2 separate regions of the Homo sapiens genome follow, and region 1 is linked to region 2. The links are chromatin contacts, found by Hi-C or POLR2A ChIA-PET in ENCODE. All regions are on one chromosome and are shown on one strand. Each heading gives the region's core, a stretch centred on a gene start or an enhancer-like site at or near the end of the contact. The rest is flanking DNA. Distances are from core to core; before and after follow the strand shown. Region 1 holds the start of ALKBH4 (alkB homolog 4, lysine demethylase). Region 2 holds the start of TRIM56 (tripartite motif containing 56).

Region 1 (6,574 bases), core at 4,075-6,574, 1.4 Mb after region 2:
CCCCAGCAGTAGGGCTGTCTCCTCAGCGCAGCCCAGCAACCCCCATGAGCTCAGGGCCGGTCTACCTGCTTCCTCCGTCCAGACTGGGAGAGCTTCCAGGGGTCACGGTCCATGAGCCGCACCAACTCGGCTTCTTCCTCCCGGGTCACAAAGTCCTCGATCAGCATCACTCCTGGGAAGGGGAAGGCCCAGCCCTCAAAGTCAGACTCCTCTGTGCCCACGGCCCAGCCGGTGTCGGAGCAGTAAATGAAACGGTATGTTTTCTGCAAAAGAAACACAAGTCCACAGGCTGGGCAACACAGCGAGACCCGGTCCCTACGAAAAGTTAAAACAGGCCAGGTGCGGTGGCTCACGCCTGTAATTCCAGCACTTTGGGAGGCCGAGGTGGGTGGATCACCTGAGGTCAGGAGTTCAAGACCAGCCTGGCCAACATGGTGAAACCCCATCTCTACTAAAAATACAAAAATTAGCCAGGCATGGTGGCAGGTGCCTGTAATCCCAGCTACTCAGGAGGCTGAAGCTGGAGAATTGCTTAAACCCAGAAGGCAGAGGTTGCAGTGAGCCAAGATGGCACCACTGCACTCCAGCCTGGGCGACAGAGTGAGACTCAAAAAAAAAAAAAAAGTTTAAATAAAAATTAGCCGGGTGTGGCAGAGCGCACTTGTCATTTCAGCTACTCAGGAGGCTGAGGCGGGAGGATCATTTGAGCCCAGGAGGTTGAGGCTACAGTGAGCCATGGTCGCGCTACTGCACTCCAGCCTGGACAACAAAGCAAGACCCTGTCTCAAAAAAAAAAAAAGAAAAAAAAAAAAGGAAAGACACATCCTGGAGCCATGGCAGCCCCTGGCACTTGTGTGCCCTCAGGAGACCCTCTGATGGCTCATTCCTCCCCTCAGGACACTGTGGAAGGCAGCTGGAGTCTAGGGGGAGGTGCAGGCAGAGCCTCTGCCCCAGGCTGACCGGGGAAGGCCCGCAGCCCTCTTGAGCTAACACGAATTTGATTGGTTTCCTTTCTCACTTTCCTCCCCTGTAAAAGAGAAGGGTTTGTACAACATGTTTTTCCTTCTCCATTTTACAAAGGAGGCTCAGCAAAGTTAAGGAACCAGCCCGAGGCTGGACAGCACCTCCTGCACTCCCATCTCCTCAGCTGCTTCCAGGAGGCCCCAAACTGCCTGACTACCTTGAATCTGTGCACCCTAATCTCTTTAGGTCTTTGCTGATGCCACCCCGGTGTCCCAGGGGTTGGCCCGTGCCTATCACCAGCGTGAGGGTCACCTAGGAGGGCAGCCAACTTCCCTACAGAGCTGAGCGTTCAGTTGAGCTCCTCAGTGTCCCAACCTCCCTTCTCCTCACTCTTGTCCTCAGGGCACCTTTCCAGACCCAGCATCACCCCTCAATCCTCATACCCTGGGCTGTCACTCAACTCCCACCCCATGTCCCTCTCTGCTCTGCCACCAACCCCGAGGCCTGGCGGTACTCTAAGGGTTCCCCCATGCTAAAGAAAGTCTAGAAACCAGGCCAGGCACGGTGGCTCACACCTGTAATCCCAACACTTTGGGAGGCCAAGGTGGACTGATCACCTGGGGTCAGGAGTTCAAGACCAGCCTGGCCAACATGGCAAAACCCCGTCTCTATTAAAAATACAAAAACTAGCCGGGCGTCGTGGTGCATGCCTGTAATCCCAGCTACTCAGGTGGCTGAGGCAGGAGAATCCCTTGAACCCGGGAGGTGGAGATTGCAGTGAGCCAAGATCGTGCTAGTGGACACCAGCCTGGGTGACACAGTGAGACCCCATCTTGAAAATAATAATAATACTTTTTGTTTGTTTGTTTGTTTGTTTGAGATGGAGTCTCGCTCTGTCACCAGAACTGGAGTGCAGTGGCACGATCTCGGCTCACTGCAACCTCTACCTCCTGGGTTCAAGCGATTCTCCTGCCTCAACCTCCCGAGTAGCTGGGACTACAGGTGCGCGCCACCATGCCCAGCTAATTTTTTTCTTGTATTTTAGTAGAGACGAGGTTTCACCATGTTGACCAGGATGGTCTTGAACTCCTGACCTTGTGATCCTCCCGCCTTGGCCTCCCAAAGTGCTGGGATTACAGGCGTGAACCACCATGCCCAGCCAATAGTAAATTTTTAAAAAAGAGTTTCGCCAATGAAATAGCCAGTATTTGCATCTGTGGCACTGAACATTTTACATGGATTATCTAGTTTCATCCCCAGGACAGCCCCAAGAGGAAGGTACCATAACTATCATGGGCAGGAGGTGTGGAGGTTCTGGCCGGAGTCACCCAGTGAGGACTTCGGAGGCCACCAGAACTCAGCCCTGGGCTCTGTGGCCTGTCTCCTCTTCCTCTTCCATCTCCAGGCTCCTCACACCCTGGGCTGCCACTCACTGTGGGCCGCTGTCTTTCTCTGTTCTTCCCTCCAGGGACCTCAGCCCCTTCCAATGCTTTACTTCCAGCCACCGACTCCAGCTCAGACCCCTCCTGAGATTGGCACTATCTCCTCCTGCTCCTGGGGCCCTCCCACGGGAAACATTAAAACTGGGAGTCCCCCGTGTGTCGGCTGAGCAGGCTGGACTTGTCCGAAAGGCCATGGAGCGCTCTTGAAGGGTTTTAAAGGAGTGACGAGGTCAAATGTGAATTTTAGAAAGATCTGGAGGGGGGAGGGGCAGATATGAAGGGTGGAGGCTGGAAAGCCAGTGAGGAACTGCCCCAGTGCCCTGAGATCCTGGATACCTCACTCTCCTTGTTCCATAGCCATCGGGTTGGGAAGATGTCACCTCCACATGGCCACTGGAACGGGTCAGACTTTCCGCAATTTTTTTCTTTTCTTTTTTTTTGTTTGAGGCAGGGTCTCGCTCTGTCACTCAGGCTGGAGTGTAGTGGCGCTCACAGCTCACTGCAGCCTTGACCTCCTGGGCTCAGGCAATCCTCCCACCTCAGCCTCCCAAGTAACTGGGACTACAAGCACACACCACCACACCTAGCTAATTTTTAAATTTTTTGTAGAGACAGGGTCTTGCTATGTTGTCCAAGCTGGTCTCAAACTCCTAGACTCAGGCGAGCCTCCTGCCTCAGCCTCCCAAAGGGCTGGGATTATAGGCATGAGCCACCGCACCTGGCCCCTTCCACAAATTAAAACTCTTAAGTTCATTCATATTGTTGTACAGCCGTCACCACCATTCAGAACTTTTTCATCTTGCAAAACTGAAACTCTTTCCCTATTAAACAACAGGTCCCCATCTCCCCTTCCTGAGCCCTTGGCAACAACCCTTCTACTTTCTGTCCCTGTGACTACCCTACGTAGCTCACACAACAGGAATCATGCAGTATTTGTCTTCTGTGACTGCTTCCTTAACTTAGCATCGTGTCCCCAAGGTTCGTCCATGCTGTAACATATGTCAAAATGTCCTTTTTTTTTTTTTTTTTTTTGAGACAGGGTCTCACTATGTTGCCCAAGCTGGAGTGCAGTGGCGTGATCACAGCTCACTGCAGCCTTGACCTCCCAGGCTCAAGCAACCCTCCCACCTCAGCCTCCTGGGTAGCTGGGACTACAGGTACGTGTCACCATGTATGGTTAATTTTTTTGTAGAGGTGGGATTTCACCATGTTGCCCATGCTGGTCTCAAACTCCTGGGCTCTGGCAATCTGCCTGCCTCGGTCTCCCAAAGTGCTGGAATTACAGGTGTGAGCCACTGTGCCCGGCCTGTCCTTCCTTTTTAAGGCTGAATAGTATTCTACTATGTGTATGCACCACATTTTGTGGATCAAGTCATCTCTTTTTTTTTTTTTTTTTTTTTTTTTGAGAAGGAGTCTTGCTCTGTCACCTGAGCTGGAGTGCAGTGGTGCGATCTTGGCTCACTGCAACCTCTGCCTCCTGGGTTCAAGCGATTCTCCTGCCTCAGCCTCCCGAGTAGCTGGGATTACAGATGTGCCTCACCAAGCCCGGCAAGTTTTTGTAATTTTAGTAGAGGCAGGGTTTCGCCATGTTAGCCAGGCAGGTCTCAAACTCCTGACCTCAGGTGATCTGCCCACCTCAGCCTCCCAAAGTGCTGGGATTACAGGCGTGAGCCACTGAACCCGGCCCAGGTATCTTGATAGATGCTTGGTTTGCTTCCATCTTTGGGCTGTCATGAATAATGTCGTGAATATGAACATGGGTGTGCAAATATCTCTTCCAGACCCTGCTTTTAGTTCCTTTGGATATATACCCAGAAGCAGGATTGCGGATCATGGGTAATTCTATGTTTAATTCATGAGGCATGCCATGCTGTTTCCATAGGACCTTGGGCACTTTTACCATGGACGTTGGGGCAGTCTTCACTGGCTTACCAGCCTCCACACCTTCATATCTGCCCGTTCCCTTCCCAGGATCTTTCTAAAATTCACATTTGACTTCATCACTCCTTTAAAACCCTTCAAGAGCTCTCCAGGGCCTTTGGGACAAGTCCAGCCTGCTCAGCTGATGCACCGGGGAGCATCTGTGATCAGACCTCCCCCCCCCCACAACCTCTCCAGCCTCATCTCTCTCACCTGAGGCATCACCAATCCACCTTCCTACCCCACGCAGTTTTCTGGGTTGGAATGCCCTTGCAACCAACCACAGTCCTTCCATGCCAGCCCAAAGGCGCTGAGTTCTTTTTCTTTTTTTATTTATTTTCTTTTTGTGAGACAGAGTCTCGCTCTGTCGCCCAGGCTGAAGTGAGGTGGCTCGATCATAGCTCACTGCAGCCTCCAGCTCCTGGGTTGCAGCGATCCTTGAGTTCCTTTTCGTTAGTTAACTGGAATTCACTGTCTCCTTGCCCATTGCAGTCCACGGCCTTCAGGCACCGTTGGACTGGTATTCAGCACCCTCGATCGACCCTTTCCGTGTCATCTCCCTGCAGGCCCGTGAAGCTCCCAGCGCCAGACCCGAGAGGCTACGTCGAGGTTTACAGGCAGATCCCCCCAGAGTCCCCGAGGTGACCTGTAATCGAACCCACCCACGTTCCAGCTCCTTCCCCACTCCCAAGCCCGCTCCTTAAAGCCCTCATCTCCTCACCCTGCATCACCCCTACCGTAAGGGTCCCTCACAGGCTTCGATCCCGGCCCCTATCATGGCCAAGCTGGACCTCAGTTTCCCCAGATGCAGAGCGACGTTTGTGGGCGCGGCCCCTCTCCCACCCCTTACCGCTGGGGGCAGCTCCCAGGGCGGGTCACTGCCGCGCTGCCGCTCGCAGATCAGACAGGTCCGGATGCCCTTGCAACCGCATTCCCGAAGGACTTCGGGGGTCTCGGCGGCAGCCGCCGCCATCGCGCCGTCCGCGTGGCCAGTGCGCAGGCGCGGCCGTGGGGGCCGCTGGGAGTTGTAGTCCGCGCCGGGCGGGGGCACGAGGCCTGGGTTCCGCTTCCTTCCGGTCGTTAACGCCCACGGGCTCGCGCGGCGCCGCCTCCTGGGCTCAGTTACCGCGGACGCCAGTGCCGGGCTCCAGGAGACGCAGGGCGACGCCACACGCCGGGGTGGCCGACTGGGTCAGCGCGGGCTGCGCCTCCTCGCCATGGGCCCCCTCTCGGCGCGGCTGCTAATGCAGCGCGGGCGCCCCAAGAGCGACCGGCTGGGGAAGATCCGGAGTCTGGAGTAAGAGCCGGGCAGCGGGTGAGGCTGTGTCCTCGGGGCCGGGCGGTCGGGGAGAAGAGCGGGGACCCTCCCCAACGGCCCGCTTGTCCCCGTTATCGCCCTCTGGGTTCGGCAGAGTGGTCCAAATGTCTTCTTGTTGGGAGATCGTGGCCCCACCCGCTCGCCGGGAGCCCCGAGGGGCCTCATCCCCTGAAGGGAGCCCGGACAGTTAGGGGCACAGCCTGCCGCTATCGTTAGAGGGCCTGGGAAGCACAGACGAGCCCCCGAAGGATCAGGAAGAGCATCCTAGAGGGGGCTAGGATGCCCCCGAGTCCTAAAGTAGTTGCAGCTTTTTTTTTTTTTTTTTTTTTTTTTTTTTTTTTTTTGTTAAGTGGTGTGGAGTCGGGAGTAGTGGCGCGCGCTTCTAGTCCCAGCTACTCGAGAGGCTGAGGCGGGAGGATCCCTCAGCCCAGGAGTTGGAGGCAGCTGTGAGCTATGATCGCGCCTAGGCGACTGAGTGACACCCCGTCTCTAAAAATAAAGTAACGGGGGGATGGGCGGGGCGGCTACACTTGTACGAGAAATGTCAGGTGAAAAAGCCTTCTGAGGTACCCGGGGCAGATTGGTGTAGGGTGCAAAGCCTGCCCGCCCCCTAAGCCTTCTGCCCCCAACTCCAGCCTGTCAGGATTGGAGCTGCTTTCCGAGCACCTGGACCCCAAACTCCTGTGCCGCCTGACGCAGCTGCAGGAGCTTGACCTGTCTAACAACCACCTGGAGACGCTGCCGGACAACCTGGGCCTGTCCCACCTGCGTGTCCTCCGCTGCGCCAACAACCAGCTGGGGGATGTTACTGCCTTGTGCCAGTTCCCCAAGCTCGAGGAACTCAGCCTGGAGGGCAACCCCTTCCTGACGGTAAGTGGGAGCCTCCCACCAGCTTCATACCTGGGGCCAGGACTCTGTTGGGCTCAGGCTC
Region 2 (6,563 bases), core at 2,865-5,364:
ATCTAGTGGGCTTTTGCCATTCATGAAGGGAGCCACCTGCCATTCTAAGAAATATGCTGAGATCTCACACTGTAACTGCAGAACAGTGAGTTTGTAAGGAAGGAACAAGGAAACAGAAGAGTAGAAAAACAAGCTAATTGGTTAACCTTAGGTTACTTCATGTTGCTTTTGTGGAAGGTTAAAGCAGTGGGGACTTCCTTATTATGTTCACTCAAGTAGATTGGAATCCCTTGTTTTCAAGAAAAACTGGTCTGTTTGGGAATCTGTCTGCTTCCTCAAACTCTCGGTTTGATGATGTGGCATTTAGCATGAGTGACTCCATTTTGGTTTGGTCTGGTTGGCAGGAGTCTAATGTAGGAGTTCAGTCCACACAATAGCCTCCCATAATTTTGTTTGTTTGTTGTTGTTGTTGTTGTTATTATTATTATTTAAGACAGAGTCTCACTCTGTTGCCCAGGCTGGAGTGCAGTGGTGCGATCTTGACTCACTGCAACCTCTGCCTCCTGGGTTCAAGTGATTCTCCTGTCTCAACCTCCCAAGTAGCTGGGATTATAGGAGCATGCTACCACGCCTGGCTAATTTTTGTATTTCTAGCAGAGACGAGGTTTTGCCATGTTGGCCAGGGTGGTCTCGAACTCCTGACCTCAGGTGATCTGCCCACCTCAGCCTCCCAAAGTGCTGGAATTACAGGTGTGAGCCACTGCCTGGCCTGTTTGTTTTTAGAGATGAGATCTCTGTATGTTGCTGTGGGATGCAGAGGACTAGAGAGACCAGTATGGGTGAATACAGGAGGATATTTATTTTAAGGTGTGTGCTGGCTCAGTGGATTCACATCCAAAAAGCTGAGCCTTAAACAAAGACTGAGCGGGATTATTATAAGCAAACTTATAGAAGCAAAACAAAGACAGTTAATCATATAATAACAGGTCATATAATCTATAGCATAACTGATGGCTTGGCATAACTCATGGCCTTGCATAGCTGGTGGCCGTATAGCTGCATTGAAAGAAAAAACAAGAACTGGCTAAATACAGACATTTGTCCTTCTTTTTTTTTTTTTTTTCCTTCACCTTTGCTTCGGAGGGGGACTGTCTGGAACCTATTCCTTTGGTTTTGACTTCTCGAGCAGCGTTATCTTATAACTGTCCTTGAAGTGAGTTTGTTAGGCAGAGGAAAATTTGTTCTTCTTTTCTTTTTAACCCTTATCTTCCCACATTCTGGGCCTTGGCTTTTACTTTTCTTGGAGTGAATGAATGCAGTACTTATTATTACTATTATTTTTAAATTTCTGCCTCAATGTTAACCCAGGCTGGTCTTGAACTCTGGGACTCAAGCGATCCTCCCACCTCAGCCTCCCAAGTAGCTGGAACTATAGGCACATTATTTTTTTTAATGACTTGTGACACAGCCCCGGGAGATCCTGAGAACATGTGCCCTCTTTCTAATTTTTTATTTTTTCCGTAGAGACGGGGGTGGTCTCAGTATGTTGCCCAGGCTGGTCTCAAACTCCTGAACTCAAGCAATCCTCCCACCTTGGCCTCCCAAAGTGCTGGGATTACAAGCATGGGCCACCACACCTGGCCTCATAATTTTGTTTACCAGTTGGTATAGGGCTAAGTTTTATAGACAAAATTATATGTACCCTGTAAATATAATTATGTAAAATACGGACAGAGACCAAAGGACATACACACAGGAAAGAAATAGTTAATTGTGTTACAATGATGATATGAGTGTTTTAAAGTATCCACATTATAATTTAGGATTAAAAACCTCTGCTGGGGGCCGGGCCTGGTAGCTCATGCCTATAATCCCAGGACTAGCCTAGGCAACATAGAAAGACCCCATCTCTGCAAACAAACAAACAAAAAACAAACAAACAAATGTCTGTGCTGGCCACTCCCTCTAATACCTATAGGACAAAGTCCAAACTTCCCTGCTGGAAGCCTTATAATGGCCTTCCTTGACCATTATATTAAGACCTTACGAGATTCACAACAGGGAATTTAATTTTAATTTTAATTTTTTTTTTTTGTAGAGAGAGTCTTGATCTGTCACCCAGGCTGGAGTGCAGTGGCATAGATCATGGCACATGCAGCCTTGAAGTCCTGGGCTCAAGCGAACCTCCTGCTTCAGCCTCCTGAATAGCTGGGACTTCAGGTGTGAGCCATCAGGTAGCTAATATATATATTTTTTGAGATGGAGTCTCACTCTGTTGCCCAGGCTGGAGTGCAATGGTGCGATCTAGGCTCGCTGCAACCTCTGCCTCCCAGGTTTAAGCAGTTCTCCTGCCTCAGCCTACCGAGTAGCTAGGAAGGCTAGGTTTTGTTTTGTTTTGTTTTGTTTTTTAGTAGAGACGAGGTTTTGCCATGTTGGCCAGGCTGGTCTCGAACTCCTGGCCTCAAGTGATTCTCCCAAAGTGCTGAGATTACAGGTGTGAGCCACTGCACCTGGCCTGTTTTTCTGTCTTCACCTTGGTTGCCCGTCTGGTTGGTAGCATTCAACAGTGCTGACCCCCTCGTCCTTCTAGAAGTGCAGCATTTCCTGCCTTGGCCTCTGTGACCCTCTCTCTTTTGGATTTCCACCTACCTCTCTGGCATCTATGTCTCAGCCCCTCCACCTTTCACCTGGACCCTGAGGTCAGGCTCCCTTCTGTCCTCTCGGCTGCTGCCAGAGTGAGCTCTTACAGCTTCAGTTTCCTACTTAAATTCCGCCATGTGGATAAAAAGGTACAAACATGCATAGGTATGTCATGAATTAATTACGGTAAAATGATAATTGTAGAACAGAAGTGGTGGAGATATGGGTGTTCACCGCAATTCTTTCAACTTCTTTGTGCTTTGAATTTTTCATAAAATGAGGCTGTGCATGTTGGCTCACGCCTGTAATCCCAGCACTTTGGGAGGCCAAGGTGGGTGGATCACTTGAGGTCAGAAGTTCGAGACCAGCCTGGCCAACATAGTGAAACCCCATCTCTACTAAAAATACAAAAATTAGCTGGGCGTGGCAGTGAGTGCCCGTAATCCCAGCTACTTTGGAGGCTGAGGCAGGAGGATCGCTTGAACCCGGGAAGCGGAGGTTGCTGTGAGCTAAGATCACACCACTGCACTCCAGCCTGGGCGACAGAGCGAGGCTTTGTCTCAAAATAAAAATTATTTTTTCATGAAATGTTGAGGGAAATCTCCTGCAATGATTCTTTTGTCTTTTTTGATAAAATGCAGGCTTCTCTGCCAACACTCTCGTATCCTCTCCACACACATCATCCTAAATGGGGATGTACCCTTGCTGCTCCCAGTACCTGGAACAGGAACATTCTTCTCAGTGTTCTCCAGCCCTCTATGCCCTCTTACTGTTTTATTTTTTAGACAGGGTCTTGCTCTGTCATCCAGGCTGGAGTGCAGTGTCACCATCATGGCTCACTGCAGCCTCGACCTCCCAGGTTCAAGTGATTCTCCTGCCTCAGTCTCCTGAGTATCTGGGATTACAGGTATGCGCTACCATGCACGGCTAGCGAATTTTTTATGGAGACTGGGTCTCACCATATTGCCCAAGCTGGTCTTGAACTCCTGGGCTGAAGCAATCCTCCCGCCTTCTTTAAACTCATCTCATTGATGCCTTCTCCAGGAAGCCTGTGCTGTTCCCTCAGCAAGAGGCTTCTTACCTGATCCCCCACAGCCTCTCCTACAGCTCAGCAACGGTTTATGGAATGAAAGGCCTCTCTTGAAGCTTTGCAGGCACCTGCCTGCCTGAGGTGTTAGCAAATCTGCAGACCCGCCCTGAGGCCATGTGTCTAGTTACCCTGGTCTCTGAATCACAGATGAGCTCTCATTTCTTCCCACAAATAAACCCTGTGACCCTCCACCCTCTACTCAGAGAACCCGCCCTCAGGTAGTTCCCTGTTTGTGACATACACACACTTAGCCCTGAGGCTGGACTGACAGGCCGACCTGGCTGGTGGACTCCAGCCCAAGCCTGCCAGCTGCCTGCCGGGGTGGGGGCCTTGGCGGGAGAGGACGGGGCCGGGTGGGGAGGAAGGCGGGGCCTGAGGCTGTGCGAGGCGAGTCGGTGTGTCCCTGGCTGGGACGGAAGTTGCACCACAAGTACAATTAGTTTCAGTTTTGTTTCTTTTCCAGGCACCCAGCAACGGCGGCCTCCAGGCCTCAGGCCCCCTCACCATCCTAGAGGTCAAGATCAGCTCTGGCTAGGTAAGGGGTGGGGGGCGGCACAGCTATAGGAAGGACCGAGCGGAGGGAGTAGGGGGAGGGGAGTGGAGAGAGAGCGCGGGAGGAGGAGGAAGGGAAGGAAAGGGAGGGCGTGAAGAGGCACCCGGAAGGCAGGAGGAGAGGGCAGGAGGGAAACTGCACTCGCCTCCCTCCCGCTCCGTGGCCACAGGTCCCCGCAAGAAAGACCCCGTCCCACTCTCTGAGGTCTCCTCCCAGCTCCAGAAAAGGGGACATTCCACCTAGTCTGCCCAACAAGTAGGTCTCAGCCACTGTGCCAGGAGCTCGGGACTCCCTCCCTCCAGAGGTTTCTGGAATGCATTCAGCAGGAAAAGCTAAAAGAACAGGACTCCAGGAGATAAGCCAAGGCCAAGTCTATCAGAGGGTGAGCCAGCAGCGGGAAGGGGACCAGCCCTTCCCCTAGCGTTTTTTCTGCCCGCTCCAGAATCCGCTTTAGAAACTGTTAAATGCAGAAAGTGGGGCCTCCACCACCCGCGATGCTGCCCCAGGTCTAGCAGAAGACAGGTGTAAGGCCAGGCGGGTGCGGTGGCTCATGCCTGTAATCCTAATGCTTTGGGAAGGCCGAGACGGGAGGATAGCCTGAGGCCAGGAGTTGGAGACCAGCCTGGGCAACATAGCAAGACCCCATCTCTACAAAAAGTGATAATTTTTAAAAAATGGGCTGGCTGGGCCCCTGGGCATGGTGGCTCACGCCTATAATCCCAGCACTTTGGGAGACCGAGGAGGGCGGATCACCTGAGGTCAGGAGTTCAAGACCAGCCTGGCCAATAGGGCCAAACTCCATTTCTACTAAACATACAAAAATTAGCCGGGTGTGATGGTGCGCACCTGTAATCACAGCTACTCGGGAGGCTGAGGCAGGAGAATCACTTGAACCTGGCAGGTGGAGGTGGCAGTGAGCCAAGATCGCACCACTGCACTCCAGCCTGGGCAACAGAGTGAGACTCTGTCTCAAAAAAAAAAAAAAAAAAAAAAAAGGCTGGGCATGGTGGCACATGCCTGTACTCCCAACTACTCAAAAGACTTGAGTCTAGGAGTTTGAGGCTGCAGTGAACTACGATCACGCCACTGCACTCCAGCCTGGGTGACAGAGGGTGACCCTATTGCTAAAAACTAAAATAAAATAAAAAGAAGGCAGGTGTATGGGGCTTGGAGGATTAAAGCCCCCTAAGCTACTGCAAGATCCTACCCCAACTGGCAGGACCTAGGCATCTCTGCCCACTGGGATCCCCGTCTGTGTCCTTACTGCCTGCTCCTCGCACCCTGGCACCCTATACAGCAGGACCCCAGTACCTGTGCACACAGGAGGGCTTCCACCATGTTTGCCACAAGGCCTGTGGACTGGGGACACTGAGGATTCGATTATTAGCTAAGGCCAGGGACTCCTGGTCTTGTCAGTTCTCACAGGTCTGACCCAACAAGTAGCACTGACATTTTTACGTTTGCTGGATGTACACACGGAAGTGGAGGAGGAGGAGGAGAAGGAGGAGGGCAGCTCCTTAGCTCAAGAGCAAGTGGCCCAAGGCCTCAGAAGACTAGAAGGAAGTTCCTGGCCATTCAGGTGAGACCTCAGGTTCCTTCCCGGCCATTTGGGTCAGCCCCTAGCCCTGGGGATCCGTGGGGCTTGAGGACGGGCGGTAGAAGCTAGAGGGTGAGCTGGTGAAGGTGCCTTCTCAACTCTGATCCTGACGCCTCTGCCTGCAGCATGGTTTCCCACGGGTCCTCGCCCTCCCTCCTGGAGGCCCTGAGCAGCGACTTCCTGGCCTGTAAAATCTGCCTGGAGCAGCTGCGGGCACCCAAGACACTGCCCTGCCTGCATACCTACTGCCAAGACTGCCTGGCACAGCTGGCGGATGGCGGCCGCGTCCGCTGCCCCGAGTGCCGCGAGACAGTGCCTGTGCCGCCCGAGGGTGTGGCCTCCTTCAAGACCAACTTCTTCGTCAATGGGCTGCTGGACCTGGTGAAGGCCCGGGCCTGTGGAGACCTGCGTGCCGGGAAGCCAGCCTGTGCCCTGTGTCCCCTGGTGGGTGGCACCAGCACCGGGGGGCCGGCCACGGCCCGGTGCCTGGACTGTGCCGATGACTTGTGCCAGGCCTGTGCCGACGGGCACCGCTGCACCCGCCAGACCCACACCCACCGCGTGGTGGACCTGGTGGGCTACAGGGCCGGGTGGTATGATGAGGAGGCCCGGGAGCGCCAAGCGGCCCAGTGTCCCCAGCACCCCGGGGAGGCACTGCGCTTCCTGTGCCAGCCCTGCTCACAGTTGCTGTGCAGAGAGTGCCGCCTAGACCCCCACCTGGACCACCCCTGCCTGCCTCTGGC

The links. A loop is a pair of places that touch in the nucleus more often than their neighbours do. ChIA-PET counts read pairs that join two places held with the same protein, here RNA polymerase II (POLR2A). Pooled maps may share reads with other maps.
Region 1: a loop to region 2 is called in a map of CD4-positive, alpha-beta T cell, with 6 times the contacts of the local background. The contact joins the promoter of ALKBH4 here to the promoter of TRIM56 in region 2. A Hi-C loop is called at or near these places in 1 of 168 maps with a recorded cell type or tissue (CD4-positive, alpha-beta T cell), 1 of 37 single-sample maps with no recorded cell type and 4 of 50 pooled maps. POLR2A ChIA-PET finds 5 or more read pairs at or near these places in 1 of 52 experiments (BJ).

What each region holds. Positions count from the first base shown.
Region 1 is chr7:102,459,539-102,466,112 of GRCh38, forward strand. ALKBH4 (alkB homolog 4, lysine demethylase) reads right to left here and starts at 5,325. Exons shown (of 3, transcript NM_017621.4): 1 at 5,176-5,325; 2 at 66-263. The coding sequence starts at 5,298. It overlaps LRWD1 (leucine rich repeats and WD repeat domain containing 1), which reads left to right and starts at 5,446. Exons shown (of 15, transcript NM_152892.3): 1 at 5,446-5,622; 2 at 6,279-6,513. The coding sequence starts at 5,543. MIR5090 (microRNA 5090) reads left to right here and starts at 6,204; the gene lies at 6,204-6,288. RefSeq lists enhancers at 5,068-5,717, 5,847-6,373, 5,997-6,096, 6,374-6,574 and a silencer at 5,227-5,656.
Region 2 is chr7:101,081,367-101,087,929 of GRCh38, forward strand. It overlaps TRIM56 (tripartite motif containing 56), which reads left to right and starts at 4,115. Exons shown (of 3, transcript NM_030961.3): 1 at 4,115-4,205; 2 at 5,640-5,802; 3 at 5,946-6,563. The coding sequence starts at 5,947. RefSeq lists enhancers at 2,472-2,972, 3,676-3,725, 5,807-6,447, 6,448-6,563.